2 separate regions of the Homo sapiens genome follow, and region 2 is linked to region 1. The links are chromatin loops, found by intact Hi-C in ENCODE. Cell type or tissue: heart right ventricle. All regions are shown on one strand. Each heading gives the region's core, and the rest is flanking DNA. Links, peaks and the distances in the headings are about the cores only.

Region 1 (15,825 bases), core at 4,741-12,740:
GCTGAATATTTTGTATTTACATTGTTATTAAGTTTTATGTTTATGTTTTAAAATAATTTTAAAATAATTTTTCTTTCTTTTTTTCCCTCTCTTTGAAGAGCAAGGCTGCTCCATAGGCAGTGTGCCCAGAGTAGCCGAGTTTTATGTTTATTTTAATGAACATATTAGTAAATGTTAATCTTCCCTACCTAGACTGGGCATTAAAGAAAGAATATGATGGTGGCTCGTGCCTGTAATCCCAGCACTTTAGGAGGCTGAGGCGGGCAGATCATCTGAGGTTGGGAGTTTAAGACCGAGCCTGACCAACATGGAAAAACCCCGTCTCTACTAAAAATACAAAATTAGCCGGGTGTGATGGCGCATGCCTGTAATCCCAGCTACTCGGGAGGCTGAGGCAGGAGAATCGATTGAACCTGGGAGGAGGAGGAGGCGGTGAGCCGAGATTGCGCCATTGCACTCCAGCCTGGGCAACAAGAGTGAAACTCTGTCTCAAAAAAAAAAAAGAAAGAATATGAAAAGTGGCCAGGTGCGGTGGCTCATGTCTGTAATCCCAGCATTTTGGGAGGCGGGGGGGGGGGGGGTGGATCACGAGGTCAGGAGTTCAAGACCAGCCTGGCCAAGATGGTGAAACCCTGTCTCTAGTAAAAACTACAAAAATTAGCCAGGTGTGGTGGCAGGCACCTGTAATCCCAGCTACTCAGGAGGCTGAGGCAGAAGAATCGCTTGAACCTGGGCGGCAGAGGTTGCAGTGAGCCGAGATCACACCACTGCACTCCAGCCTGGCCAAGAGAGTAAGACTCCGTCACAAAAAAAAAAAAAAAAAAGAAAAGAAAGTAAGAAAGTATATATTTGCATTCAGTACCTTAATTTGTCAGTATTCTTTAAAAATGTCTAATACATAATATATTTACTTTAAAACACAGATTTGGTATATTTTGTAAGAAAATTATAAAATAAGAAATTTATTGTAAAAGAAATATTTTTTCCTAACTAGTCTCTGACAGATAAGCATAAAGAATACCTAAAATACCTTTTATACTGGATGTTTTATTGTGCTTTTCTCTTCTAAAGTGAGATTGAAAGGCTGTCTAATGAAATACCAAGCTACTTAAACCACCAATTTGGAGATTAATGTGGTATGACATATCTTATTGTTTATTTCCTTAAAACTCAATGTGTTTGGGAAATGTTGATCAAACTTTAATGTGCATGTACAAATCTCCTGGGGATTCATCAAGTGTGGATCTTGCTAAAATGAAGATTTTTTAGTCAATGGATCTGGGATGAGGTCTTATTACATCATGTATTTTTATTTATTTAATTTATTTACTTATTTTTATTTTTCAAGACAGGGTCACCCAGTCTCAAAAAATAAACAGCCTGTCACCCAGGCTGGAGTGCAGTGCTACAATCATAACTCGGCTTACTGCAACCTCAAACTCCTGGTCTCAGGTGACCCTCCTCCCTCAGCCTCCTGAGTAGCTGGGAGTACAGGGATGTGCTACCATGCCCATTAATTTATTTGTATTTTTTTGTAGAGACAGGATTTTTCCATGTTGCCCAGGCTGATCTCGAACTCCTGGACTCAAGTGATTGGCCCCGCCTTGGTCTCCCAAAGTGCTGGGATTAAAGGCACCAGCCTATATCCTTTGTTTTTAACTAGCTCCAGATGATGTTGGTGCTGGCGTTCCATGGACCACATTTTGAGTAGCAAAGCAGTAGAGGGTCAAGATTATTGGGGGCTGAGCGAATACAAGGAGATTGAGTAGTTTTTGTTCTCTTTCCGTTGAGCTTTAATACTATTCTTTACCCCTAAATCTTCTGTCCCACAATCCTTCATCCAATTCTATTAGTATTTGCCCCTTAAAATGGGCTCATAATTATGCTCCAAGGGCATTTGGGCAGTGCTTTCACTTGTCATACTTTTCTGCTTTAGGCTTGGTTCAGACCTTTTGAGTTAAGCTGTGATGTTAGCTAGCTATACATTTCTGTTTATTCATACTTATTGCCTTAGCACAGTCATATCTCTACATTCTTAGAGTAAGGATTACTGAGTCTACATGTTTAAAACATTATGATAATGAAAAGTACTTTATTGGACAAATCCTAACAGAATGCTGTTTCACTGTATATAATGTTTTAGAGTATCAAGACACAGAACCTCAGAATCATGGGCAATAATTTTATTTCATGATTAAAAACTAATGAACACCTCTAAGAGAAAAGACTGAATCCTTTCATTTTAAAATAGTTGTTCTTACTACTTACAAATACAAGATTATTGTGTATCGTCATCATCCAATCTCCTTACAGAAGCATGTAGTATATGGAGAAGACAGTTGACCCATGGAGAACTATTCTTAGCTCCTCTGCCAGTGACACTAGTCAACTCATGGGAGAACTTACCAATTTGGCCTCTCTGAGAATAAAGAGGAAGATAAATTAATAAGGTTTGGATTATAGATTTTAAGAAAATTGTTACTTTTTCAACTTCTTATTTTGAAATTTAAAACTTACAGAAAAGTTGCAAAAATAGAGAGTTCCCTTATACTCTTTACCAAACTTCCTTCAATATTAACTTCTTACATAACCATAGTACAAAGACCAAAACTGGGAAATTATCATTGGTAAAATACTATTAACTAAATTACTCTTTCTAAGCACACTGGTCAGTTGTTTCGTAGAATATCCGTCAATATGGGTTTATCTAATGTTTTCTCATTATTAGATTGAGATTGTGCATTTTTGGCAGAAATATCAAAAAAGTGATGTAGCCTTCTCAATATCATGGCATACATAATGTTGATATATCTTATCATTGGTGATATTAACTTTGATCACTTGGTTTACCTGGTGTCTGCAGGCTTTCTCCACTGTAAAATTACTATTTTTCTCCTTGTAATTAACATATGTCATATGGAGAGATGTGTTGAAGCTATGAAAATATTCTGTTTCTCATCATACTTTCACCTCCTAATTTTAGCTGTAATCCATTGATGGTTCTTGCCTGCAACAATTGGTGTTTATCTAATGGTGATTATTTTCTTCATTCCTTGTGTATGTATTGGAATTTTCTGTAAAGAAGACCTGTCCTGTCTTCCCCCATTTATTTATTTATTCAGTCATTTATTTGTGTCAGTTATAGACTCATGGATATTTAAGAAAATTGTTCTTTTTAGGTATTAGGAAAAATATAATATAGAGGTTAAGAGTGTAGGCTCTGGAATCAGTGAGCCTGGATTTGATTCTGTGTGTACTAGCTGCATAACTTGGCAAGTTATGTAACTTCTCTGTGTCACAGTTTCCTCATTTGTAAATGGAGAAAATAACGCCTACCTCAGATTGATGTGAGAATTGAGATAATACAAGTAGTCTTTAGCCTAGCTATAATTAATTTTTCATAACAAGTATTTTATACTGTGCTTAGTTTTACTGTTTATAAGTTTCCTCATCAACAAATGGAATATAAAAATATTTATCATGTGCTTGCCTCCTCCCAGAATTATTGCAATTCATGAGATGAATTTTAGAATAACTTATAATGTTAAGGAGATACAGAATAAGTTTTATTCCTTAAAAAAGATCAAACTAGATTAATTGCTAAGATCCCTTTTATTATCATTATTCTGTTTTGGGGCTGCTCTTGGTGTTAGATATGTAGATGACCATAAATGTGACTGAATTATTTTTAACATCTTAGATGATGTTTTAAGAGAACAGGCAAGCCATATGAAGTAAGTACTAGAAAATTCATATTCCTGTAACTCCTTAAATTTCATTGGTGGTAAAGGAGTCTTGAGTATAATAGTTTTTTCTTATTTATTTATTTATTTAAACTTTTATTTTAGGTTCGGGGGTACATGTGCAGGTTTGTTATATAGATAAACCCATGTCACAGGGGTTTGTTGTACAGATTATTTAGCCACCTGGGTACTAAACCTAGTACCCAATAGTTACTTTTCCTGCTCCTCTCCCTTCTCCCACCCTCCACCCTCAAGTGGGCCCCAGTGTCTGTTGTTTCCTTCTTTGTGTTCATTAGTTCTCATCATTTAGCTTCTGCTTATAAGTGAGAACATGCAGTATTTGGCTTTCTGTTCCTGCATTAGTTTGCTAAGGATAATAGCCTCCAGCTCCATCCATGTACCTGCAAAAGACATGATCTTGTTCTTTTTTATGGCTGCATAGTATTCCATGGTGTATACGTACATTTTCTTTATCCAATCTGTCATTGATGGGCATTTAGTTTGATTCCATGTCTTTGCTATTGTGCGCAGTGCTGCAATGAACATTCGTGTGCATGTGTCTTTAGGGTAGAATTCCTCTGGGTATATACCCAATAATGGGATTGCTGGGTCGAATGGTAGTTCTGCTTTTAGCTCTATGAGGAATCACCATACTGCTTTCCACAATGGTTGAACTAATTTACACTCCACCAACAGTGCAGAAGTGTTCCCTTTTCTCTGCAATCTCATCAGCATCTGTTATTTTTTTTTGTTATCAGTTATTTAATTAGATTCTTCTTAAGAAATTTAGAACACCAGGCCGGGCGCAGTGGCTCACGCCTGTAATCCCAGCACTTTGGGAGACCCAGGCGGGTGGATCACGAGGTCAGGAGATCGAGACTATCTTGACTAACACGGTGAAACCCCGTCTCTACTAAAAAATACAAAAAATTAGCCGGGCGTGGTGGTGGGCGCCTGTAGTCCCAGCTACTCGGAAGACTGAGGCAGGAGAATGGCGTGAACCTGAGGGGCGGAGCTTGCAGTGAGCCGAGATCAGGCCACTGCACCCCAGCCTGGGTGACAGAGCAAGACTCCGTCTCAAAAAAAAAAAAAAGGAAATTTAGAACACCAATTTGTAAGGATAAATTCCATTTGTCGGGGCAAACACAGATCAGAGGTAGCCCTGGAGCTGAGGAATAGCTTTGATTTTGGTTAAAATCTGTGAGTCCACAGCTTTTTGATCAATCTTGTGCTGCTCTGTAATCTCGTATTTCTCTTTCTATATGGAACATGTCACGTTCCTGGTGTCTGGGCTTCTGCAGCGTCTTTTTTTTTTTTTTTTTTTTTGAGACTGAGTTTCCCTCTTGTCACCCAGGCTGAAGCGCAGTGGCACGCTCTGGGCTCACTGCAACCTCTGCCTCCTGAGTTCAAGAGATTCTCCTGCCTCAGCCTCCCAAGTAGCTGGGATTACAGGCCCATGCCACCACACCCGGCTAATTTTTGTATTTTTAGTAGAGACAGGATTTCACCATGTTGGCCGTGCTGGTCTTGAACTCCTGACCTCAAGTGATTTGCCTGCTTTGGCCTCCCAAAGTGCTGGGATTACAGACATGAGTCACCATGCCCTGCCTGCAGCTTCTTCTTGAAGTAAGTATCAGTAAGATGTTTTGGGATTTTTACATTGCTGATATCAATTTTGGCTGAGGTGGCAATGACAGATTTCTGGTGTGTTCTTTGTAGAGGAACTTGATTGAGGACCAGAGGTCCAGTCACAAGTAACCAGCCACTAGCCAGCTGCTTCAGGAAAATCACCCTCTTGCCCCTGTGGCTTTCAGTGAGGATGATCAGAATGGTCTTGGGAGTGATCCTGGCTCACAGTTTTCTCATGTGCTGACTGAAGGGTTTTTTTCCTTGGCTCAACAGCTTTGAAAGCACATCTTCAGTAAGATAATATGTAGGCATTTTGCAAAGTTTAACCACCTGCGTACCACCGTTCTTGCCACCACCAGCTGGTTTTGTAATAGTTGCAGGAAACTTCTCCTTTTGCTTTTCAACCTTGGATTTCACAGCTGAGTACTTCCTCTTGCACGTGGCCTTTCTGGAATACATAGCAGATGGAGAATATCTGCCAATCCCTCTGACAATGACAGGATTTTGACTGCAATGGGGCTTCCTGTTCTTGGGCTTCTTAGCCTTGAGGTTACCCTTTTTCACCTTGCCACCAGCATCAGCCTTCTTGACTTCAGGTTTCTTCTCTTTAGTATCTGGCTTCTCAACTTGTTCACCCTCCATCTTGTAAGATGGAAAAGAGCTGACTTTTTAATAATGGCCATTCTGACTGGTGTGAGATGGTATCTCATTGTGGTTTTGATTTGCATTTCTCTAATGATCGGTGATATTGAGCTTTTTTTCATATGTCCGTTGGCTGCATATATGCCTTCTTTTGGAAAGTGTCTGTTCAGCCGTGCGTGGTGGCTCATGCCTGTAATCCAAGCACTTTGGGAGGCTGAGGTGGGTGAATCACTTGAGGTCGGGAGTTCGAGACCAGCCTGACCAACATGGAGAAACCTCGTCTCTACTAAAAATGCAAAATTAGCCAGGCATGGTGGCACATGCCTGTAATCTCGGCTACTTGGGAGGCTGAGACAGGAGAATCGATTGAACCCAAGAGGCAGAAGTTGCGGTGAGCCGAGAGTGTGCCACTGCACTACAGCCTGGGTGACAAGAGGGAAACTCAGTCTCAAAAAAAAAAAAGAAAAAAAAAGGGAAAGAAAAGTGTTCATGTCCTTTGCCCACTTTTTAATGGGGTAGTTGTTTTTCTCTTGTAAATTCGTTTAAGTTCCTTATAGATGCTGGATATTAGACCTTTGTCAGATGCATAGTTTGAAAATATTTTCTCCCATTCTGTAGATTGTCTGTTTACTCTGTTGATAGTTTATTTTGCTGTGCAAAAACTCTTAAGTTTAATTAGATCCCATTTGTCAATTTTTTGCGATTGCTTTTAGCATCTTTGTCATGAAATCTTCACCTGTTCCTAAGTCCAGGATAGTATTGCCTAGGTTGTCTTCCAGGGTTTTTATAGTTTTGGGTTTTATATTTAAGTATTTATTCCATCTTGAGTTGATTTTTGTATATGGTGTAAAGAAGGAGTCCAGTTTCAATCTTCTGCATATGGTTAGCCAGTTATCCCAGCACCATGTATTGACTAGGGAGTCTTTTCTCTATTGCTTGTTTTTGTCAGCTTTGTTGAAGTTCAGATGGTCATAGGTGTGTGGCCTTATTTTTGGACTCTGCATTCTGTTTCATTGGTCTATGTGCCTGTTTTTTTTTTTGTTTTTTGTTTTCGTTTGTTTGTTTGTTTGTTTTACCAGTACCATGCTGTTTTGGCCACTGTAGTATAGTTTGAAGTCAGGTAATGTGATGCCTCCAGGTTTGTTCTTTTTGGCTTTGCTATTTGGGCTCTTTTTTAGTTCCATATGAATTTTAAAATAGTTTTTCCTAATTCTGTGAAGAATGTTATTGGTAGTTTGATAGGAATAACATTTTATCTGTAAATTGCTTTGGGCAATATGACCATTTTAATGACATTGGTTCTTCCTATCCATGAGCATGGGATGTTTTTCCATTTGTTTGTGGCTTCTCTGATTTCTTTGCACAGTATTTTGTAATTCTCATTGTAGAGATCTTTCACCTCCCTGGTTAGCTGTATTGCTAGGTATTTTATTTTTTTAGTGACAATTGTGAATGAGAGTGCCTTTCTGATTTGGCTCTCAGCTTGACTGTTGTTGGTGTATAGGAGTGCTAGTGTTTTTTGTACATTTATTTTACATCCTGCGACTTTGCTGAAGTTATCAGCTGAAGGAGCTTTTGAGCCAAGACTATGGGGTTTTCTAAATATGGAATCATGTCGTCTGCAAACAGAAATAGTTTGACTTCCTCTCTTGCTATTCAGATGCCGTTTATTGCTTTCTCTTGCCTTATTGCTCTGGCCAGGACTTCCAATACTATGTTGAATAGGAGTGGTGAGAGAGGGCATCCTTGTCCTGTGCCAGTTTTCAAGGGGAATGCTTCCAGCTTTTGCCCATTCAGTATGATATTGGCTGTGGGTTTGTCATAGATGACTCATTATTTTGAGGTATGTTCCTTTAATGCATAGTTTATTGAGAGTTTTTAACATGAAGAGAGCATAATATTTTTATATTGAAATAATCTTTTAGAAATGGCTCATTCCTGATCTGTCAAGCATTTAATCAAGATCACTGTTTTTCTTAACTAGAAAGACTGTTTAATATTGTAAAAGTAAATCATAAACTTTTTTATTTACATATCTTTCCATTTGAAGCAAATAAAATGTCTTTAATGTAGGACACTATTATTTAAGATTATTCTCTTAATAATAGTAGTAAATAATAACAACCACCTTTCATTAAGCTTTTACTATGTGCTGAGACCTTTACAGATATCTGAATTAACCTTTGCAACTTTCCTTTAAGGTGGATATTATTTTTATATTCCAGATAAACTGAGGTTCAGAGAAGTTGAATAACTTCCTTAAAGTGGAAGCAGATGGAAAGAAACCTACTTTTTAGTGGGCATTTCACTATATATTTTTGTACACATCCTTTTTATGTGTCTTGTTTTAGAAACTAGACATAATAATAATAATAAATAACATGTCATTTATTAACAATGACATGTTAAATAAAGTACAGAGTTTTACATGGACAGGACAAAAAAAGAGAGCAATAAACTTATCTAGGTGACTCATGTCAATAATTTCATTGAATAATATGGAATAAATTTTGAGAAAAATATCATGGAATTTCCAAATTTCCAGGTAAATTACAGAGATGTAGACATGAATTTCTTGTGCTCTTGTAACAAATGACATGACATTTGTTGGTGGTTTTTTTTTTTTTTTTTTTTGAGGCGAAGTCTAGCTCTCGTTGCCCAGGTTGGAGTGCAATGGCGCAATCTCGGTTCACTGCAACCTCTGCTTCCTGGGTTCAAGCGATTCTCCTGCCTCAGCCACCCGAGTAGCTGGGATTACAGGCTCCTGCCACCACGCCTGGCTAATTTTTGTATTTTTAGTAGAGACAGGGTTTCACCATGTTAGCCAGACTGGTCTTGAATTCCTAACTTCAGGTGATCCACCTGCCTTGGCCTCCCAAAGTGCTGGAATTACAGGCGTGAGCCACCGCACCCAGCCGTTTTTTTCTTTCTTTTCTTTTTTTTTTTTAAGGACTATCTGCCAGCAGTGATTAAAGACAGGATCAATTTCATAGAACTGTTTATTAAGAATTTACTTGAAAGCATGTTTTTACATAGTTTTAAATTTGGGTTTGGATTTTTTCAGCACTCAGACAGAGGGCGCCCTTGAATCACCAAGAACAGGCTCTGTAACACTGGGAGCTGGCATACTGAGTAATTGTTATGTGAATGAGGGAAAATGCATTGTTTTGGCTAAAATAGATTGCAAAATGCTTGTTTAGTGTTGGATTTAGCCTGTTTATGGCTTTAAATTTATTGAGTCACTGCATGAGTTTGCTGTTACATTATTTTTTCATTTCTTAAAGACTAGATAAAAGTAATTGCTGTAAGATTCAAATCAACAGGTGTTCTGGACTTGGAAGATTTGTTGAATTACTATGAAGTCACATCTAAAGTTTGAAAGGTGAGAATCTGATTATGATTTCCATTCATGTCTGACTGCAATTGACAGTAGTGTATCTGTCACTATGAATATATATATGTGTTAGGCCATGTGCTAAGTACTTTCTGTGCATTTTTCTCACAACTCAAAGACATAAGTAGTAGTGCTATCTTCTTTTTATTGTTTAAATTTTATTCATTTATTTCTTTTATTTATTTTTACTTGATTTCCTGGGATATGAGAGATAAATATTTATTTTTAATTGGCAAAAATTGTAATATTTATCATGTAAAGCATGCTTTTTTTTTTGAGACAGGGTCTCCCTGGATTGCCCAGGCTAGAGTACAGTGGCGCAATCATGGCTCACTGCAGCCTTGACCTCCCTGGTTCAAGTGACCCTCCAGCCTCTACTGGCACGTAACACCATGCCTGGAGAATTTTTTTAAAAGTTTTGTACAGATGGGGGTCTCACTGTTCTGCCTAGGCTGGTCTTGAATTCCTGGGCTCATGCTACCTTCCTGCCTCAGCCTCCCAAAGTGTTGGGATGACAGGAATGAGCCATTACACCTGGCCTCATGTACAACATATTTTGAAACAATAACCTTTCTTTTTTAAAAATGAGAAAATAGGGCTGGGCACGGTGGTTCATTTGTGTCATTCCAGCACTTTGGGAAGCCAAGGCGGAGCCCAGTAGTTCAAGACCAGCCTGAGCACATGGTAAAACCCATCTCTATAAAAAATACAGAAATTAATTGCGTGGTGGTTTGCACCTGTGGTCCTAGCTACTCGGGAGGCTGAGGCAGGGGGATTGCTTGAGCCCAGGAGGTCGAGCCTGTAATCAGCCTGTCTCAAAAAAAAAAAAAAAAAAAGAAAGAGAGAGAGAGAGAAGGAAAATAAAAGCTTAGAGACATTAAGATAATGTCCCCTAATAAGTGACAAAACTGAGATTTGAACTTGGGGATGTGAACACCGGAATCCATGCCTATGCCCAGAAAATTATACTGTAAATGACAATTTCCTCTGTTCATGGCACAAAATATACAAGTCATAGTGAATTGGGGTTTTTTCTGCTTCAATTTTCAGTTATTATTAAAAGTATATAGCAACATCCTGACTAACCACGATTTAATTTAGGAATAATATTGGGAAGTTAGACTTTTTTATTTCCTGGTGATATAGTAGTTTCAACTCAGATATAGAGAATAATTTAATTCCTGGTCAAGAGAACACTCAAATTTAGAGAGCAGCATGACAGAATGAAAAGAACATTGAATTGAGAACCAGGTAATCTGATTTATAGTGTATTTTACTACTACTGTCTGGAAAAGCTTCAGAACTGATTTAAGTTTACTAGACCTCTAAGTAGACGGGGCATGGTGGCTCACACCTGTAATCCCAGCACTTTGGGAGGCTGAGGCAGACGGATCACTTGAGGTCAGGAGTTCGAGACCAGCCTGGCCAACATGGTGAAACCTCATCTCTACTGAAAAAAAAATACAAAAATTAGCCGAGTGTGGTGGCGGGCGCCTGTAATCCTAGCCACTCAGGAGGCGGAGGCAGGAGAATTGCTTGAACCAGTGAGGCAGAGGTTGCCGTGAGCTGAGATCATGCCACTGAACTCCAGCCTGGGTGACAGGGTGAGACTCCGTCTCAAATTTTTTTTTTAATGAAACAAAATAAGAAAATAGACTAGGAAACTTGAGTTATTAATCTATGAGTTTTATGTTTTGTACATGGAAATCATTTTCTTTGTTTATATCCACATACTGTGTATGTCTTGTTTAATTTCTGGAAGTAGTGTATTAATACAATTTTTTTTTTTAAGAGTCAAGGTCTTACTCTCTTCCCCAGGCTGGTGTGCAGTGGTACAATCATAGTTCACTGCAGCCTTGAACTCTTGGGCTCAAGCAATCCTTTCACTGTGCTAATTTTATTTATTTATTTTGTGTAGAGATCGGGTCTCACTATTTTGCCCACGCTGGTCTTGAACTCCTGTCCTCAAGCAGGATATCCTCCTGCCTTGGCCTCCCAAAGTTCTGGGATTACAGGTATGAGCCACTACACTCAGCCTTATTAATATAAATCTAATAATATTATGTCTCTGTGTTAGCAATGGTATGAAACCCCCCAAATGGTGTTAGATCCAGAGTCATTTGTCTCTGACATTTCTTAGGAAATGTTTTTCCTTTCTATCGATGAATGGGTTCCTACGGATAGCTTGTTCATTCTCTCTTTAATTTTGGTTAAAGCATTTCCGAAAGTGGGAGGATACGTCTCCTTTCTTTAACTTCTGGTGGAAGGGTGTGGAATTTATCAAAAATATGAGGGAAGACTGCATAAATGTAGGGGCAGAGTATTTATATTAACATTACCTTGTTTTCTTCTGTGGGATATTTAGGAACTATTTTTTTTTCTGGAAGTAGTGATGGCATCAAGGCTTAAAGTAGGAAAGAAGTAAAGAGAATAATTGTGTAGTTATTATGTGAATGTTTAATTGAATGCTCCCTATTTTTAATTAAGATGTTTAAATTAAATGAATTTTTTTTTTTAAACGTAGTCTCGCTCTGTCGCCAGGCTGGAGTGCACGCTGGAGCGCGATCTTGTCTTACTACAACCTCTGCCTCCCAGATTCAAGCGATTTTCCTGCCTCAGCCTCCCGAGTAGCTGGGACTACAGGGACGCACCACCATGCCCAGCTAATTTTTGTATTTTTAGTAGAGATGTGGTTTCACCATGTTGGCCAGGATGGTCTTGATCTCTTGACCTCGTGATCCACCCGCCTCGGCTTCCCAAAGTGCTGGGATTATAGGCATAAGCCACCACGCCTGGCCTGAAATTATTTTTCTATACAGTTCTTAGAGGAAGTGTTTGGGTCACCTACATAGGCATGTAGTTCTTGACACTGGTTACTAGAGGATTTATAGAGGATGTTCATATATTCAACAAGCATTTGTTGAATACCTATTAGGTGCTAGCCATGGAAATATGGGATTGAAAAAAACAGACAAAAATCCCTAATCTCTCTTACAATCTAGTGAGGACAATCAGACAGTACACAAAATAAGCATAATATATAGTAATCATGTGGTAGTAAGTTCTATAGAGCAAAAACAAGTTTAAAGAAGGAGGTTGGGGGGAGTGTTGAGATGCATAAGGTTTGCAGTTATAAATGTGGTGGTTAGGGAATCATTTGCTGAAAAATGAACATTGAGCAAAAACCTGAAGGATGTTAAAGGAATAAGATACATGTAATCCAGATGAAAGTTTTTTGGATAAAGGAAAGAGCAATTGCTAAATCCCTGAGGTGGGAGTGGGCTGTTCATAAGACAGCAAAGCAGCCAGGGTAGCTGAGTGATTGACAGCGGAAGATGGAAAATGGGGAATAGTTGGTGTAGGACCTAGTTGTGAGGATATTGACTTTGTTTTTTTTCCAAGACAGAGCTGTGCTCTGTCGCCCAGGCTAGAGTGCAGTGGCATGATCTTGGCTCACTGCAATCTCCGCCTCCCGGGTTCAAGCAATGCTCCTGCCTTAGCCTCCCCAGTAGCTGGGATTACAGGCACCTGCCACCATGTCCAATTAATTTTTGTATTTTTAGTAGAGATGGGGTTTCGCCATGTTAGCCAGGCTGGTCTTGGACTCCTGACCTCAAGTGATCTGCCCGCCTCAGCCTCCCAAAGTGCTGGGATTACAGGCGTGAGCCACCATGCCCACCCTAGGATATTTACTTTTATTTTGAATAAGGATGCCACTGGAGGCCAGACGTGGTGGCTAACGCCTATAATCCCAGCACTTTGGGAGGACGAGGCGGGTGGATCACGAGGTTAGGAGATTGAGACCATCCTGGCCAACATGGTGGAACCCCGTCTCTACTAAAAAAAAAAAAAAAATTAGCCAGGTGTGGTTGCATGCGCCTGTAGTCCCAGCAACTCAGGAGGCTGAGGAAGGAGAATCACTTGAACCCGGGAGGTGGAGGTTGCAGTGAGCCGAGATCGCCCCACTGTACTCCAGCCTGGGTGACAGAGCAAGACTCTGTCTCAAAAAAAAAAAAAAAAAAAAATGCCACTGGAGAGCTTTGAGGAGAGGATCAGTCTGGCTACTGGGTTGGGAATTAATCATAGCAGGCAAAGGCAAAAGAAGTGAGGTTAGTTAGGAGGCTTTACAACAACCCAGATGAGAGATGGGAGGTTTTAGCCAGGGAGATGGAGATGTTGAGAGAGTAGCTGGACTCAGGATTGTGACAGTGGACTGAAGGAAAAGCAGGTTTTGGGGGAAGATTGCATTTCTCCCTTCAACTTCAGTTACGTAGATCACCCATATGCCACACAACTGCAACTCTGTAACAGCCAATTTTTAGCTTCTTCCTTATCTAAGCCATCCTGTAGGCCATAGGAATTAAAACTAGGTTGGATCAAGGAAAAGTGAATGCTAGATCCATACAAAACTATTTGGATATTTGCCTTTGTATTTTATTGTTTTGAAATTATTTTTAATGGTTCAATAAACTCTTACTAGAACTACAAGCAATATAATTATTTCCTCTGCTTTATTAGAAATGTTTTTGTAATCATGTTAATTATATTACTTTTAACTATATAAGGCTTGTGTCTCTTTTTTATAAATTGATGTTTATATCCTCTGTAAGATAAATATAAAGGCTTTTTGTTCATATGAGGATGTGCTGTAAGATTGCAGGGAGTATAAAAATTGGCAATGGAGTAGGTGACTTGTATTATTAGTCTGATCTTAATGTTGTAACATACTGATCATGCAAAATATATAATTAGTTTGTTTTTGCTATTTAATATGTGTAGGACTGTAACAAACAGACTAGAGAAGATGGCCATAAGTTACAAGAAAGCAAGTAAATTACTATCTAATTAAAAGTATTTGATTCTAATACTAGCAGAGTTCTGTCTAGAAAATAAATTAACTTTCTGTATGCTTTTTTTGGTCTCAATTTTCCAATAATTTCCCTCAACTCTGATATGTGTCTGTTGAATAATATTTCTGATGTTAAGAATTAAAGGGGGTGTAGATCAGTGGTAGGGCGCACGCTTAGCATGCATGAGGCCCTGGGTCAATCCCCAGCACCTCCACAAAGGTTTTCTGGCTGGACACGGTGGCTCACACCTGTAATCTCAGCATTTTGGGAAGCTGAGTTGGACAGATCACTAGAGGTCAGGAGTTCGAGACCAGCGTGGCCAACATGGTGAAACCCTATTTCTACTAAAAATACAAAAAAATTAGCCGGTCACGGTGGCACACACCTGTAATCTCAGCTACTTGGGAGGCTGAGGCATGACAATCGCTTGAACCTGGAAGGCGGGGGTTGTAGTGAGGTGAGATCATGCCACTGCACTCTAGCCTGGGTGACAGAGCAAGATTCCATCTCAAAAAAAAAAAAAAATTTAGTTTAAGAACAAATAATATTGTTTATTTTCATATGGGATTTGAAATCTGAATCTAATAATTATTGGTATTATTACTAATTCCCTTGCACCACTGAACAATTTTCTGTTTAGGGACGTTGGCTATAACAAGTATATAGACATAGTGATATATAAGTTTTCTGTTTTAAAACTGAGTTTCTTTTTTTCCCCTGCCAATTTAAAGGCACACAATCAGAGAGCTATTTTCACAGGTAACTAATACATCTTGTTTCTGCTTCATATTTTAAACTCTTATTTTTCACCCTTATGAAGTTGGAAGGAGTAGATGTGTTTATTTTATAGACAGACTATAATGTTGGGTTGTTGTAAGTGATTTTCTTTGCTACATATCCTTGAACTTTATTTTTATTTATTATTATTATTATCATTATTATTATTTTTTGAGACAGAATCTTGCTCTGTTGCCCAGGCTAGAGTGCAGTGGTGTGATCTCGGCTCACTGCACCCTCTGCCTCCTGGGTTCAAGCGATTCTCCTACCTCAGCCTCCCAAGTAGCTGGGACTACAGGTGTGCACCACCACCCCAGGTGGTGGGCTCATGCCTGTAATATAACAGGTGGCTCATGCCTGTAATCCCAACACTTTGGGAGGTTGAGGCGGGTGGGTCACTTGAAGTCAGGAGTTCGAGACCAGCCTGGCCAACATGGTGAAATCCCATCTCTACTAAAAATACAAAAATTAGCCAGGCATTGTGGAGTGCACCTATAATCCCAGCTACTTGGGAGGCTGAGGCAGGAGGACCACTTGAGCCTGGGAGGCGAAGGTTGCAGTGAGCCAAGATCATGCCACTGCACTCCAGCCTGGGCTATGGAGCAAGACTCCATCTCAAAAAATAAAAAATAAAATAAACCTTTAAAAACTCTTAAATTTGAAAAAAATATAATTGGGTGAGATTTTATTTACTCAGACCAGTTTTTATTTTATTTTATTTTATTATTTTTTTGAGATAGGGTCTTGCCCAGGCTGGAGTGTAGTGACCCTATCATGGCTTACTGCAGCT
Region 2 (15,825 bases), core at 5,245-13,244, 150 kb after region 1:
GACCAGGATTCAGTTTCTATTCTGTGCTGGGATGAAACAGATGTGGTCCAAGGTCCTCCTGGAGTTTATGTTTTGGTTAAGAAGCAGGACGATGAGGCTCGTAATCCCAGCACTTTGGGAGGACGAGGCGGGCGGATCATGAGGTTAGGAGATCGAGACCATCCTGGCTACGGTGAAACCCCGTCTCTACTAACATACAAAAAATTAGCCGGGCATGGTGGTGGGCGCCTGTAGTCCCAGCTACTCTGGAGGCTGAGGCAGGAGAATGGTGTGAATCCGGGAGGCAGAGGTTGCAGTGAGTCGAGATCGCGCCACTGCACTCCAGCCTGGGTGACAGAGCGAGACTCCGTCTCAAAAGAAAAAAAAGAAGTGAGACGAAACTTGCTATGAAGCAGGGTGATGAGAGAAGGGTGGGGGAAGGGCAGTGGGAGCACTTGGGGCTTGGGCTGGGGTGGGGACCTAAGTCCTCAAAGGTGAATGGGAGTCAGACAGGTGGAGTGGGGGTGGCTGGGGTGGAGAAGAGTGTTTTTGGCAGAGGGAAAAGCAAATGCTTGGGAGGTAAGAAAAAGTATAGTGGCTGCTGTGCGAGACCCTGAAGTCCCCCAGGAGCGCAGCAACTGTTGAAGGGAGGAGCAGGGAGAAGCTGGTGAGGCTGGAGAGGAGCAAGGTCCTAACAGAGGTTGACTCCATTTCTCCCTTGTTCTGAGATGATACACATTTCCGTTTTCTCCTCTGCCTGATTCTAATCTCTGAGCCTTGTCTGAAGCCCTGTTGTCTGTTTCCATTGTCCTTGACTCTTCAGCTACTATGGCCTGACCGTCTGGTTTCCTGACATGATCCGCCATCTCCAGGCAGTGGACTACGCATCCCGCACCAAAGTGTTCCCCGGGGAGCGCGTAGAGCATGTAACTTTTAACTTCACGTTGGAGAATCAGATCCACCGAGGCGGGCAGTACTTCAATGACAAGTATGTGGGGACTTTTAAACTTCACTTCTTCCCTGTTCCTTCTACCTCGTCTCTTTTATGAGTCTAGGGGTTCAAGACAAGACATTTGGGGGGCAAACACTTGTGGTTTCTTCTCAATGCCCAGCTTCCCATTACTTCGCTAAAGAGTGAGTCTTGGAGGGGGCATGAGGATGACGGGGGAGTGTCTTTCACCATCCTGGCCTTACAGGTTCATTGGGCTGCGGCTCAAGTCAGTGTCCTTTGAGGATTCCCTGTTTGAAGAGTGTTATTTTGAGGATGTCACATCCAGCAACACGTTTTTCCGCAACTGCACATTCATCAACACTGTGTTCTATAACACTGGTAAGGCGGGGTGGCTGGTGGGTGTCAGACCAAAGGGTTGGGTGGACCTTGATGAGAAGGAACCTTTTTCATTCACTATCTTAGGGTTCTCAAGCTGAGATCCCTGGACCCCTGTGGGAAGGTGGCAGAGGGGCCTGATAGCTACCACCAATAATTCTGAAAATCTAATGGATGTTGGACATTTTCCTGTAATAGAATATCTGACAAAAACATCAAGTTTATTTGCCTTTGGCTGAAATTATAACTCAGTGAGGTAAAATTAATGCACTTTTGAAGAAGGTAAAAATCATCCAAAATAGCATTCTTGGGAAAAAGAAAAACAATCAATAAAAGGGGTATTTGGTGCGGATCATTGCATGAATCCACTCCTTTTTAATAGTGATTCTCAAACTTCAGTATATGCACACGAAATGCTGGTTTTGTGAGCTAGACTGAAATTTCCCACCTCATACTGGGCGAGCTTTTTCCATGTTGCAGGAAAACAACAATGGATAGGACTTTTTATTATTTTAAATGTTTTTCTCAGAAAAATTTCCTAAGTCCACGGCATCGCTACTGCTTATAGTCAGCTAGCACGGACAGAAAGAATGAATAAGCAGCTAAGACTATTAATGGGAGAACTTGGACAAAGTCACACTGTTGGACAGATGATGGTCATTTTCTGCTCTAAAGATCCCTAGTTCCCATGGTGATGTTATTTGATGTTTTGTGATTAGCACTGTGAATAATTTTGAGAGCCCCTCCTACTAACTTTCATACATGCAGAGCCCTGAGCCATAAGCCGTAACAGCCTCCCTCTCCCATCTGCTATGACTGCCTGCTTATCTTGGCCTTTGCCCACAGACCTGTTCGAGTACAAGTTTGTGAACAGCCGTCTGATAAACAGTACATTCCTGCACAACAAGGAGGGCTGCCCGCTAGACGTGACAGGGACGGGCGAAGGTGCCTACATGGTATACTTTGTGAGCTTCCTGGGGACACTGGCAGTGCTTCCTGGGAATATCGTGTCTGCCCTGCTCATGGACAAGATCGGCAGGCTCAGAATGCTTGGTAAGGGGGAGAGGCTGAGTCAGATCTGATAGTAGGGGCCAGGGGCTGCGGGAGGCAGTCAACAGGCTTCTCACCTTGGGCTGTGGAAGAGATTGGTCAGAGAGTTCCTCTCTCATGTTTTCTGTTTAGGGGGTGCTGCAGGATGGGGTGGGGACTGGCACAGAAGCTTCTCTGGGGGTAAAGGAGGTAAGCAGAATTGCAAGTGGTTAGGGCACAGGCTTTGAGGTTATGGGTTTTGAATCTCAGCTCCACCACCTGCCTCTGGCCTCTGGCAAATTACCTCTATGAGCCTGGTTGTTTCCTCTGCAAAATGGAGGTGATAATAGTACCTGTGTCATAGGGTTGATGTGCTAGATCAATGCATGTAAAGCATCAATTGCCTTGGCCCATGGCTGGCATTGAATAAATGATGGTTACTGATATTATTAATAAACAATTATAAGGGAGGTTGAGGAGGAGTGAAAAGCCTTCCTTTTGGATACCTTGGTTGGATACCTTCGGAACAAGTCTCATCCTGGGCTATCTGAAAGCCAGCTGATGGGACAGGGTGGGCTGTGGGTGGGTTTCACTGTGGCCAGGCTCATGTTGCTCTCTCCTCTCCTGGCTCCAGCTGGCTCCAGCGTGATGTCCTGTGTCTCCTGCTTCTTCCTGTCTTTTGGGAACAGTGAGTCGGCCATGATCGCTCTGCTCTGCCTTTTTGGCGGGGTCAGCATTGCATCCTGGAATGCGCTGGACGTGTTGACTGTTGAACTCTACCCCTCAGACAAGAGGTAGTTGGAATGTGTTGGAGGCAGGGCAGTGGATTCAGGGGAGGGGTGGGGTGAGGAAGGAGGGCTGAATGGGAAGAGCATCCTTAGGGGTGAGAGGATATACATTTCCATTTTCTCCTCTAAAATCTGGTAGCTTTGGCCGGGCACGGTGACTCATGCCTGTAATCCCAGTGCTTTGGGAGGCCGAGGCAGGCAGATCACCTGAGGTCAGGAGTTTGAGACCAGCCTGGCCAACATGGTGAAACCCTGTCTGTACTAAAAATACAAAAAGTTAGCTGGGTGCCTGTAATCGCAGCTACTCAGGAGGCTAAGGCAGGAGAATTGCTTGAACCCGGGAGGTGGAGCTTTCAGTGAGCCGAGATCGCACCACTGCACTCCAGCCTGGGCAACAGAGCAAGACTCCGTCTCAAAAAAAAAAAAAAAGGAAAAAAAAATCTGGTAGCTTTTGTATCTACTCCTCAAAGTCTTAACTGTTAACCTCAATTTTTGGTCTCCTTTCCCTTTGTCTCTCAATTTATTTACATTCCTGGTGTACATCCTTTACCTCTCTGATCTCTCCAACCTTCTCTCTCCCTCTTGGACACTGCCTGCATCTTCCTGGACTTCACTTCCCTGCCCTCCACTCTTCCTTTGCCTCCCTCCTGTACCTTGCGCCGTGCTGCACTGGGGGACTCCTGAGCAGGACCACAGCTTTTGGCTTCCTGAATGCCCTGTGTAAGCTGGCAGCTGTGCTGGGGATCAGCATCTTCACATCCTTCGTGGGAATCACCAAGGCTGCACCCATCCTCTTTGCCTCAGCTGCCCTTGCCCTTGGCAGCTCTCTGGCCCTGAAGCTGCCTGAGACCCGGGGGCAGGTGCTGCAGTGAAGGGGTCTCTAGGGCTTTGGGATTGGCAGGCACACTGTGAGACCAACAACTCCTTCCTTCCCCTCCCTGCCCTGCCATCCTGACCTCCAGAGCCCTCACTCCCCACTCCCCGTGTTTGGTGTCTTAGCTGTGTGTGCGTGTGCGTGTGCATGTGTGTAAACCCCGTGGGCAGGGACTACAGGGAAGGCTCCTTCATCCCAGTTTTGAGATGAAGCTGTACTCCCCATTTCCCACTGCCCTTGACTTTGCACAAGAGAAGGCTGAGCCCCATCCTTCTCCCCCTGTTAGAGAGGGGCCCTTGCTTCCCTGTTCCAGGGGTTCCAGAATAGGCTTCCTGCCTTCCCCATCATTCCCTCTGCCTAGGCCCTGGTGAAACCACAGGTATGCAATTATGCTAGGGGCTGGGGCTCTGGTGTAGACCATGGACCAAAAGAACTTCTTAGAGTCTGAAGAGTGGGCCTCGGGTGCCCTCTCACATCTCCTGTTGGATGCTGGGGGAGAAGCAATAAACCTCAGCCCTCTGGCCTCCACTTTCCTCTCAATTTGGGCTGCAAATATGAAGCCTGAATTTTATGAAATTAGCTTTCTGATTCTTATTTATTAATAGATTAAGTTCTGAGGCAGCTCCGCAGGACTGTGTGTGAATGTGTATGTATACTTACATATGTGTGTGCATGTGCCATGGGGCGGGGGGTATCACTATACTGTCCTCAAATATAAGCCAAGGGTAATTTCAGCGGATGCACACACAACCCTGCCTCCCACAGTTCCTCCCCTAATCTGGTTTCTGTGTTGAGCCTGGGATGGAGGAGCCCTAGGCCAGCCTGGGATAAGAGTCCCACAGTCTAGGGAGATCTGAGGGCATCCGACAAGGCCCATCTCCTTCCCTCCTCAAGAAGCAGAGGCCTCCTCTGGAGTGAGAGGCTCCACCCACTACAGCACAGGCGGGAATAGCACAGCTGCCCTCCCATGCTCCCTACCTGTCCCCTCACAGGGAGGGGAGCAGGGGAGGGAAAGAAACCAGGCATCTGGTCAAACCAGCAGATCAAAAAGCACAAAGAGCTGGGGCAGAGGCAGGAAGCAGGGGCCCTCCTGGCAGCTCCTCTGAGTGGGGAGAGGTTGGGCAGTGAGTGAGGGACCCCTAATGCAGGGACTAGAAGCCTCAGTTTCCCCATTTTACCCTTCCACACAATAGCCTCTGTAGGTTAGGCTGCCCCATCCCACCCTACTCTGTGTGGCTGCTTTCTTTGGTGCCCTCCCCTCACCCCACTGTAGCTGTGACGTGTTGTAGTTTTTAGATGTTTGTAAAATGTTTAAAAAAATGTTAAAAGGAAAAAAGTGAAAATAACAAAAAAGAAAATCAAAATTCACCTTCGTCATGCTGCGTCCAGTGCCCCAACCCTGTGGTCACTCTCCCCATTTTGTAACACTGTACCAGGTGGTGACTGTTTAACTCTTTGGTGTCTGTGCTCAAAAGACTGCCTTCTCCAGTGCCCAGTGTATGAGTGTGTGCCCTGTGCCCTTGTCCCTCACTCCCCACATGCTGGACGTAGCCCTCTTCCTCGCACCCCTGGGAGGGACCCATCCATCTCCCTTGCTCTCCTGGGGAACCCTAAACCCAACTCTGTTGATGTGAAAAATGCAGTGAAAAATATTGACGAAAAATAAAACGGAAACAAATCCTCAAAATACAAAATGGCTATACCTGCTTCTGTGACTCTCCACCTACATCCAATTCTCCTAACAGCCTTGGAGGGTAAAATGGTGAGATGGACTGAAGGTCAGAATAACATGGTGTACCAGATTTACTTCCTAAATTGGCCTCTCTACCTTGATCTTTCCCCTACAGATGGAGGGCCCTCTAAGTCTCCCAGATTTGAAAACTTTGGGAGTAATGTTTCATAAGAATAGAACCAACTTTCCTCTAAATCTTCTGGTATGCTTTTTAAAAATATAGACCCCAGACTCCACTCTTGACTTGTTGAATCAGAACCCTTTTTTTTTTTCTTGGTTTGGAAGGATAGGGACCTTGAATCTACGTTTTTTTTTTTTTTTGAGACAGAGTCTCGCTTTGTTGCCCAGGCTGGAGTGCAGTGGCGTGATCTTGGCTCACTGCAACCTCCGCCTCCCGGGTTCAAGCGATTCTCCTGCCTCAGCTTCCTAAGAGGCTGGGATTACAGGTGCCTGCCACCACACCCAACTAATTTTTGTATTTTTAGTAGAGATGGGGTTTCACCATGCTGCCCAAGCTGGTCTCGAACTCCTGACCTCAGGCGATCCGCCCGCCACGGCCTCCCAAACTGCTGGGATTACAGGTGTGAGCCACCACACCCAGCCAGAAGCTTCATTTTAAACAATCTCATGGGAGTTCTTACCTGAGAAAATCTGAAAACCACTGCCTTGGGGTTACCATTGACTCCCCTCTCACTCTAGTCCATTTCTGTTCCAATCAAACCATTTTCTGATTTTATGGTAGCTCTCAAATAAACTCCTTCCTTTCCATTCCCACAGATGACTTGTAAGTCAGGGTTCTACCCTCACTCTGGATTGATCTCTGTTCCTCCAGTCTCCCATGCCAACTCACTTACACATCACTGCCAGATCCATCTGCCCCCAGATGCTCTCTGGCATGTCTGTACTCAAAATTTGTCAATGACTCCCTACTGCCCAACCACATGCACCTTAAATTCTTTAGCTAGAAATGGTCAAGATATATGTTAACCGGGCCGGGCGTGGTGGCTCACGCATGTAATCCCAGCAATTTGGGAGGTCGATGCAGGCAGATTGCTTGAGGTCAGGAGTTTGAGACCAGCCTGACCAATATGATGAAACCTCGTCTCCACTAAAAATACAAAAATTAGCCGGGCATGGTGGCAGGCACCTGTAATCCCAGCTACTCGGGAGGCTGAGACAGGAGAATCGCTTGAACCTGGGAGGCGAAGGTTGTAGTGAGCTGAGATTGGGCCATTGCACTCCAGTCTGGTCAACAAGAGCAAAACTCCGTCTCACAAAAAAAAAAAAAAAAAAAAAAAAAAAGATATATGTTAACCAAGTTTTTTTCTCTAATAATTTCCACATTGAGATTATTGGAAAGTTGCTTCTATAGACATTACTCGAGCTCCCCTCAGAAATATGACAATATCTGTAATGCTCAAAAAGGGCTACATTGCGGGGCATGGTGGCTTACGCCTATAATCCTAGCACCTTGGGAGGCTGAGGTGGGCGGAGTGCCTGAGCTCAGGAGTCTAAGACCAGCCTGGGCAACATGGTGAAACCCTGTCTCTATAAAATACAAAAAATTAGCTGGGTGTGGTGGCACAAGCCTCTAGTCCCAGCTACTTGGGAGGCTGAGGCAGGAGAATTGCTTGAACCTGGGAGGCGGAGGGAGGCTGCAGTGAGCTGAGATCGCGACACTGCACTCCAGCTTGGGCAACAAAGTGAGACTCCATCTCAAAAACAAAAACAAAAACAAAAACGCTACGGGTAGTGGCTCACGCCTGTAATCCCAGCATTTTGGGAGGCTGAGGCAGGAGGATCACCTGAGGTCAGGAGTTTGAGACCATCCTGGTCAACATGGTGAAACCCCATCTCTACTAAAAATACAAAAAAATAGCTGGGTGTGGTGGTGCATGCCTGTAATCCCAGCTACTGGGGAGGCTGAGGCAGAAGAATCGCTTGAACCCAGGAGGCGGAGATGGCAGTGAGCCGAGATCGTGCCATTGCACTGCAGCCTGGGCAACAAGAGCGAAACTCCATCTCAAAAAAAAAAAAGAAAAGAAAAGAAAAGAAAAAAAAGGCTATATAAAGGTTTCTTCATCATCTGTAATCATTTTCTTAGTTCTTATCCTCTTTTCACTGCTTTAGTGGTTTTTAAAAACATTTTTCTTTTAAACAAATACAAATACTACTTTTTGGAAATGAACAGGCTGTAAAAAAGCCAAACATTCCCCCCCTCAAGATGAAATTCAAATGTGTCCCTGCCTATATCCCCTGTCTTGTCCATTAACTCACTTCTCAGTCCAGCGTCTATGTCTTTGCTCAGGTTCTTCTCCCTGCCTGCAGCACCTATCCTCTCCTTTCTGGTTAATTTTGTGCTTTCCTTTAAAGATCCAACTAGATCACTTCCCTCATAAAGCCCTTCCCGACTAGTCTACAAGTATCTTTCTTCTCCCAAGAACACCTGTGGCACTGATTCAGCAGTCCATTAAGAACACAGCCTCATAGTGTAATTTCTTTTAATGTATAGGATTGTTTCCAACTCATCAGGTCTGGTGCAATTCTGTCACGATTTAACATGGAACATCCGGGCTGCCCTTCCTGAATAGTCCAGGGCAAGAGCAGTAGTGAGTGATTCTTCTCTTTTCTCGGGTTCACTTTGACCTGAAGCAAGTTGCTATCTTCGGAGAGTATGTATGGACCCCAACAGAATGGGGCCCAGGGGTCTTCATCCCTTACAAATCCTGGACTGTATCAAAGGGAAGGCCTCGGTAATTCGTGCTCACCCAGCCCATTCGGATCCTGGTCCTCCCTCTCTTGGGGTTCAGGGGGTTCCTAGAGTTTTCTTGTTCCCACCCAGGCATGGGGGGCTAGTGTCCAGCTGAGAGTTCTCTCTCCACTGGGCGGGGGTCCGTGCCTGGATGGCCAGCGCATGGACCGGACCTCCCAGCTCCTCGGCCAGCGCTGCGTGGACCAGCCGGTGTCGTTGTAGGGGGCTCAGTCCCTCGAAACGAGAGCTCACCACAGCCACGCGGAAGTGAGTCTCACTGCCAGGCGGGACCGCGTGGCCACCGCTCTCGTTGCGAAGCTCTAGCACCTCGGGGCTCAGGGCCTCCTCCAACTTCGTGCGAATGGCGGCCTCCACCGGACCGATGGCCCCGGATCCCGCGCTGCCCTGGCACAAACAAACGCGGCCAGCCATGGAGACCAGACCCAGGACCAGCCGCCCACTCAGCATGGGCTACGCCAGAGACTCAGACGCCAGGAGTGAGGGTCGGGGCGATCCGCCTGGTGAGAGCACAATGTCAACACCCGCCCCGCGATCCCCGCATCCGCCCTAACCCCACGCCCGGACGTCCACACCAGCTCCTATAGGGAGCCCGCCTTGATGCCACACGGGGAGACCCGAGACACCGCCCCTTTTCTCTACGTGACGTGGTGAATTCGACCTCCAGCTGTGGAAGTGAAGGGACAAGCGAAGATTAGAAAGGCCCGCACGCGAGGCGCGTTCGTTCCTTAGGGGATTTGCAAAGAATGGGCAAAAGTAGGGCATGTGCAACTGCGTACTTGTGGTTGGGCCGAAGCCCCTGTGTTCCCTGTGAAGCCCCGGAGACGCCCCTTCTACCTGCCGCTCAGCCTCGGCCACTGCGATTCCCGCTCAGGGCCAGGACTCTGGACGCTCCGGAGCAAAATGCAGTCCTGGCGCCCTTCCTGAGGCACGCTGGGAAATGGAGTCCTCGCTGCGCGTTGGTAGCACGGGCAGGCACCACGTGGTGCCCTGAGGGCTCATGGGAACTGTAGTCTCGGATTCTCCCCACTGGTAAGGTGGTCAGAAAGTCTGAACCCAGCAATGCAAAGAAAAAGGGAATTCACGCGCAGTTGGGATTGGGATTATTAGATCTATTTTACTGCCAATAGATCTTGTAGATCATCCAGCCCAACTCCTTTATTTTATATGCAAGAAAATGGAAGTCTGATTGAATACATAATTACTGTGCCCCAGACTAGTGCTGGGGACTGGGGAGTCAAGTCAGGCCCTGTTTTCAAGGAGACAACAGAGCACTGAAGACTAACAAGTGAGCGGACAATTGCAATACTGGGTACTAGGTGCTACGATGAGATAAACACAGGATGCTAAGGAGGCAAGTTACCCAGACTTGGCCGGGGTTGGAGAGGTGGAATGGGAGGCGGGCAGAGAATATTTCCGAGATTTAGGGAAACAGTTCAGCAGAAACAACATGAGAATCCATTTCTCAGTCCCTCATAGTGAGGTTTTGGCTTTGGTAGCTGCATGTGTAAAGGACAGGAGGAGAGAGAATTTTGAGGGAGTCTTTCCTTCTGGTGTAGTTAGGGTGTGGTTATGTGTGGTTGGAGCCTAGGGGGCAGCTGATGGTGATGAGTAGGGTACCAGGAGGAGAGGAACGGGCCAGACCACCCCAGGCCTTGTAGCCCTTGTTAGGCAATTTTGTCTTTATCCTAGAAGTAGTGGGAAGCTACTGAGGTTTTAAGCAGGGATGTAACAGGATGTAATTTTTCCAGGATGATTCTTAACTTGTAAAATTATTTAAATTTTATTTTGTATCCTTAATATATTTACATATTTCTAAATGTTTTTCCCCAACTTCTCATTTTGAAAAATGTCAAAGCCACAGAAAAGTTGAATAGTTCAAAGCAACACCCTCTACCTTTCACTTGACCCACCATTTTTTGCATTTATATTTATTTTATACTTGTACATATATACTCATATATTTAAGTACTTTACATATACTTTAAAATATATTTATATGCTTTTTTGGATGAACCATTTGAAAGTAAGTTGCAGATAGCATGACATTTCACCCCTAACTACTCCAATATGTATCTCCTAAGAACAAAGATATTCTCATACATAACCACAATAACCTTATCACACTCAAGAAATTTAAACTATGACATACACTGTTTTCCCTAGCCTTTAAAAAAAATTAAAACTTCCAGAAAATTTGCAAGATTAATACAATGAGCAACCCATTTATCCACTCTTCACCTAGGTTCACTGATAAGATTTTGCCAGACTTGGCTTTGTATCTCTTTTAATGTATGTGTGTATAATAATAATGAAATAATAATAATTATTTCTGCTGAATCACTTGAGTTAGGTGCAGAAATCTTATTTATTTATTTTTTTTTGAGATGGAGTTTTGCTCTTCTTGCCCAGGCTGGAGTGCAATGGCGTGATCTTGGCTCACTGCAACCTCTGCCTCCTGGGTTCAAGCAAGTCTCCTGCCTCAGCCTCCTGATTAGCTGGGATTACAGGCATGTGCCAACATGCCCGGCTAATTTTGTATTTTTAGTAGAGACGGGGTTTCTCCATGTTGATCAGGCTGGTCTGGAACTCCCAACCTCAGGTGATCCACCCTCCTCGGCCACCCAGGATTACAGGGATTACAGGCGTGAGCCACTGCGCCTGGCCCAAAATTCTTTTTTTTTTTTTTTTTAAACAGAGTCTCACTCTGTTGCCCAGACTGGAGTGCAGTGGCGCCATCTTGGCCCACTGCAACCTCCACCTTCTGGGTTCAAGTGATTCTCCTGCCTCAGCCTCCTGAGTAGCTGGGACTACAGGCTGGTGCCACCATACCTGGCTAAATTTTTTTGCATTTCTAGTAGAGATGGGGTTTCACCATGTTGGCCAGGCTGGTCTGGAACTCCTGACCTCAAGTGATCCTCCTGCTCTGGAACTCCTGACCTCAAGTGATCTGCCTGCCTCAGCCTCCCAAAGTGATGGGATTACAGGCGTGAGCCACTGCACCCAGCCACAAAATTCTTTTTTTTTTTTTTGAGATGGAGTTTCGCTCTTGTTGCCTAGGCTGGAGTGCAATGGTGCGATCTTGGCTCACAGCAACCTCCGCCTCCTGGGTTCAAGCGATTTGCTTGCCTCAGCCTCCCATGTAGCTGGGATTACAGGCGTGCGCCACCACTCTGGCTAATTTTGTGTTTTTAGTGGAGACGGGGTTTCTCCATGTTGGTCAGGCTGGTCTTGACTCAGGTCATCAGTCCGCCTCGGCCTCCCAAAATGCTGGGATTATAGGCGTGAGCCACTGCGCCTGGCCCCACAAAATTCTTTACACTTAATTGCTATGTACTTTCAATGTGTATCTCCTAAGAACAAGGACATTTTCATACATATCCACAATACCATTACCACATCCAAGACATTTAACATTCATACAATACTATAATCACATACAGTTGATATTCAGATTTCCCCAACTGTCTCATTGGTGTCTACTATAGTTTGAATATGTCTCCTCCAGAATTCATGTTGAAAATTAATCCATGGTGTTGGTATTAAGTGGTGGGGCCTTTAGGAGGTAATAAGGCTATGAGGGCTCCACCCTCAAGAATGGACTAACGCCTTTTGAAAGAGCTTGAGGGGGTAAGTTGGCCCCTTCTGTCCCTTCTGCCATGTAAGGTCACCTCGATGGCGTATCTATGAGGAACTGGCCTTCACTAGATACCAAACCTGCCAGTGCCGTAATCTTGGACTTCCCAGCCTCCAGAACTGTGAGAAAATACATTTCTGTTTATAAATTACCCAGTCAGTGGTATTTTGTAATAGCAGCACAGTCTAAGTAAACATTATAAATGTTTAATTTTCAGAAACCAATCAAGGATCATGCATTGCATTTAGCTGACTTTAAGTTTGTATTCTGCAAAGATCACTGGCTTCAGGGTGGAGAATGGATTGTAGAGGAGGCAAGAGTGGAAACAGGGAGACAAGTTGGGAGGTTACTGTAGCAGTCTAGGTGAGAGATGATGATGATTTGGACCAAGGTGGTGGTGGTGGTGGTGGAAATGGAGAGAAATTGTGGCTACAGGATGTATATTAGGAAAGTAAAACCTACAGGGTGTGGTAATGGCTTGGTTGTGGGAGGGAAAGTGTCAAGGATAATTACAAGGTTTGTGCATCTAAAGTTAAAAAAAACAGTTCAAATAATTCCTGTATATCCTTTATCCTGATACCTAGATTACCCAAATATTAACAATTCACTGTTTGTTTTATTTGTATGTACCTATCTACAAATATATAATTATTTTCTGGACTGTTTGAGACTAAGTTTCAGAGATAAAGCCTATTAAACTCTACCTGTGATGGTTAACTTTTTTTTTTTTTTTGAGATGGAGTCTCACTCTGTCGCCCAGGCTGGAGTGCAGTGATGCAATCTTGGCTTACTGCAACCTCTGTCTCCTGGGTTCAAGTGATTCTTGTGCCTCCGCCTCCTGAGTAGCTGGGATTACAGGCGTGGACAATGGCGCCTGGCTAATTTTTGTATTTTTAGTGGAGAGGGGGGTTTCACCATGTTGGCCAGGCTGGTCTCAAACTCCTGACCTCAGGTGATCCACCCACCTCAGCCTCCCAAAGTGCTGGGATTAGAGGCGTGAGCCACCACGCACGGCCTGTGATGGTTAATGTCCCAACTTCTAGAGGATTGGTGCTCAGATATTTGGCCAAATATGGGTGCTTCTGTGAGAGTATTTTGAATGAGATTAACATTTGAATTGGAGACTGAGTAAATTGCCCTCCCTAATATAGGTGGGTCCCATCCAACCAGTTGAAAGCTTGACTAGAACAAAAGACTGACCCACTCCGGAGTAAGAGAGACTTCCTTCTGCCTGACTGCTTTGAGACCCGGACATTGGCTTTTCTCAGCCTTCAGACTCAGAAGTAAACACTGGCTCCATCTGGGTCTTAGACTCGGCCTTTGGACTGGAACTACACCATTGGTTCTCAGGCCTTTGAACTTGGACTGGAACTATATCATCAGTTCTCCTGGGTCTCCAGCTTGCCAACTTACCCTGAAGATCTTGGGGATCTTGGGATTTATTAGCTTCCATAATCAAAAAGCCAATTTTTTATAATAAAACTATCTATCAAAATATCTACCATTCGTTCTGTTTCCCTGGAGAATCCTGACTGATGTATATTTACTTAAAAAAAAAAATTTTCTCACATAGCCGGAATATAACTGTCAGACTCTAGAAATGAACACAGATACGGTACTATTATCTAATCTACAGACCTTATTCAAAATTTGCCAATTGTTCCACTACTATCATATATATAAAATGAAAAGAAATATCTTCTGGTCCAGGATCCAATCTAGGATGACGTGTTGCATTCAGTTGTTATATTTCTTTGTTCTCCATTAACTTGAAATAGTTTCCTAGATTTTCTTTGTCTTTCATGACTTTGGTAATTTTGAAGTTACAGACATTTATTTTGTAGAATGTCCCTCAATCTGGGTTTGTCTGATGTTTCTTTATGATTAAAATTTAGCACATGCATTTTTGGCTGGAATACTGCAGAAGTAATGTTGAATTCTTCTCTGTGAACCTTACCAGGGCACGTGATCTTTTTGTTATTACTAGTGATAGTTCTGATCACTTGATTAAGATGGTATCTGTCAGGCTTTTCCACTATAAAATTCCTTTTCTGTCTGTAATTGTGGAAGATACTCTAAGTGTATCTACTTTCCTAATTCTCATTAAGTTTTTTCCCACTAATTTTAGCATGTGAGAAGTATATTTGAGACATCTCTTAGTTAGGGGTTGTTGAAGATGAAATGAGATCATGGGGGTGGGGCTGGGGTGTGGTATGTGATCACCTGGGGAGAGAGTGTACAGTGAGAAAAGAATCAGAATGTCTATTAGAAAGGCCACTCTGGTGAGGAGTGGGAAGAGTAGAAGCAGGGAGAGGAGTAGAAAAGTCTTTGTTGGTAGTCTGGGTGAAAGATAACCTGAGTGAAGGCACGAGATGGGCTAGAGAGAAGTACATTGATTAGAAAGCTGCTACAAAGATGGCATCTATAGGACCTGCTTTGGTTAGGACCTTGCAGTTTGCAAATCCAGTGACAGTGTTAGGCAGAGGTAGGAGGCTGAGGTCAGGGAAAGCCTAGGTGTGAAGGTAACATTGAAACAGAAATTTGAATGACTAGAGGGAACTAACCACGTGGAAAGAGAGATCCAGGCACAATGAATGGTATATTCACTATATTCTAGATGTGTGATGCCAAGCTCAGTGTTGACATACTTAGGTGTTCAATAAGATATATTGGATGGATGAGTGAATTGATGTATGAATGGAGACGGCAACTTCACTATTATTGCTGTCGTAAAAATAAACGAAAGCTTTGCAAGTTGCGAGCTCCACAGGGCAAGCTTATTGTCTTTGTTTCTAATAAAAATATAGTCATAATAATATCTACTATTTAATGAAGGTCTGTCGTGGTCAGATTAAGGCTTTTAGAGGCTTTAAGCACCGAGAGATTATGTTAGCCACCTCATACACAATTAAACAAAACAACCAAACAATAATAAACACTCATTTGTAACATGAGGATTGGGATGCCCAACAAAGTACTCATTGTTTTCCCCATGATGACTCCTTCAATTTTGTTTATATTTAAAAATTGTGCTTACTGAGGTATGATGTACATGTAAGAGATTTATAAATCTAGGCCGGGCGTGGTGACTCACGCTTGTAATCCCAGCACTTTGGGAGGCCAAGGAAGGTGGATCACTTGAGATCAGGAGTTCGAGACCAGCCTGGCCAACATGGTGAAACCCCCTCTCTACTAAAAATACAAAAATTAGCTGGGCGTGGTGGCAGGCACCTGTAATCCCAACTATTTGGGAGGCTGAGGCATGAGAATTGGCTTGAACCCGAGAGGCAGAGTTGCAGTGAGCTGGGATCACGCCACTGCACTCCAGCCTGGGTGACAGAGGGAGACTGTCTCAAAAACAAACAAACAAAAAAACCCCTATAAATCTTAAATGTAGAGCTGAATTTTACATATGAATATGCCTATATCAAGATAAAGAAAATTCCCAGCACCTCAGAAGACTTCCAGGGAAGTCAGTATTACCCTGCCACAGTTAATCATTAGTCTCATTATTCTAACCTTTATCACCATAGATTACTTTTTGTTTGTTTGTTTTTGAGACAGAGTCTCGCTCTGTTGCCCAGGCTGGAGTGCAGTGGTCCGATCATGGCTCACTGCAACCTCCACCTCCTGGGTTCAAGCGATTCTCCTGCCTCAGCCTCCTGAGTAGCTGGGACTACACAGGTGCA

Evidence for each region. A loop is a pair of places that touch in the nucleus more often than their neighbours do. Peaks named below come from ENCODE experiments on the same cell type or tissue, not always from the same donor. Only the 100,000 strongest peaks of a DNase experiment are listed, where the experiment ranks them.
Region 2: a loop joins it to region 1, with 5 times the contacts of the local background. A loop is called at or near these places in 20 of 110 quality-filtered maps.

What each region holds. Positions count from the first base shown.
Region 1 is chr1:150,044,053-150,059,877 of GRCh38, reverse strand. It overlaps LOC124904413 (a long non-coding RNA gene), which reads right to left. Exons shown (of 3, transcript XR_007066598.1): 2 at 11,748-11,812; 3 at 2,355-2,419. It also overlaps a transcript of OTUD7B not described here and the pseudogene RPL6P31. Among named protein-coding and RNA genes, the nearest start is that of VPS45, 16 kb to the left of the region's middle. In heart right ventricle, for the core only: a CTCF peak has its summit at 9,100; no DNase peak of the experiment used is centred there.
Region 2 is chr1:149,893,184-149,909,008 of GRCh38, reverse strand. BOLA1 (bolA family member 1) reads right to left here and starts at 9,441. Exons shown (of 2, transcript NM_016074.5): 1 at 9,337-9,441; 2 at 8,214-8,999. The coding sequence starts at 8,949. The coding sequence ends at 8,536. SV2A (synaptic vesicle glycoprotein 2A) reads left to right here. Exons shown (of 13, transcript NM_014849.5): 9 at 803-967; 10 at 1,176-1,309; 11 at 2,153-2,359; 12 at 2,970-3,129; 13 at 3,812-5,691. The coding sequence ends at 3,995. It overlaps LOC124904412 (a long non-coding RNA gene), which reads left to right and starts at 9,461. Exons shown (of 2, transcript XR_007066597.1): 1 at 9,461-9,531; 2 at 13,288-13,633. RefSeq lists an enhancer at 9,348-9,407. In heart right ventricle, for the core only: no CTCF peak of the experiment used is centred there; DNase peaks (open chromatin) are centred at 9,078 and 9,428; H3K4me3 peaks cover 1,420 bases; H3K27ac peaks cover 1,299 bases.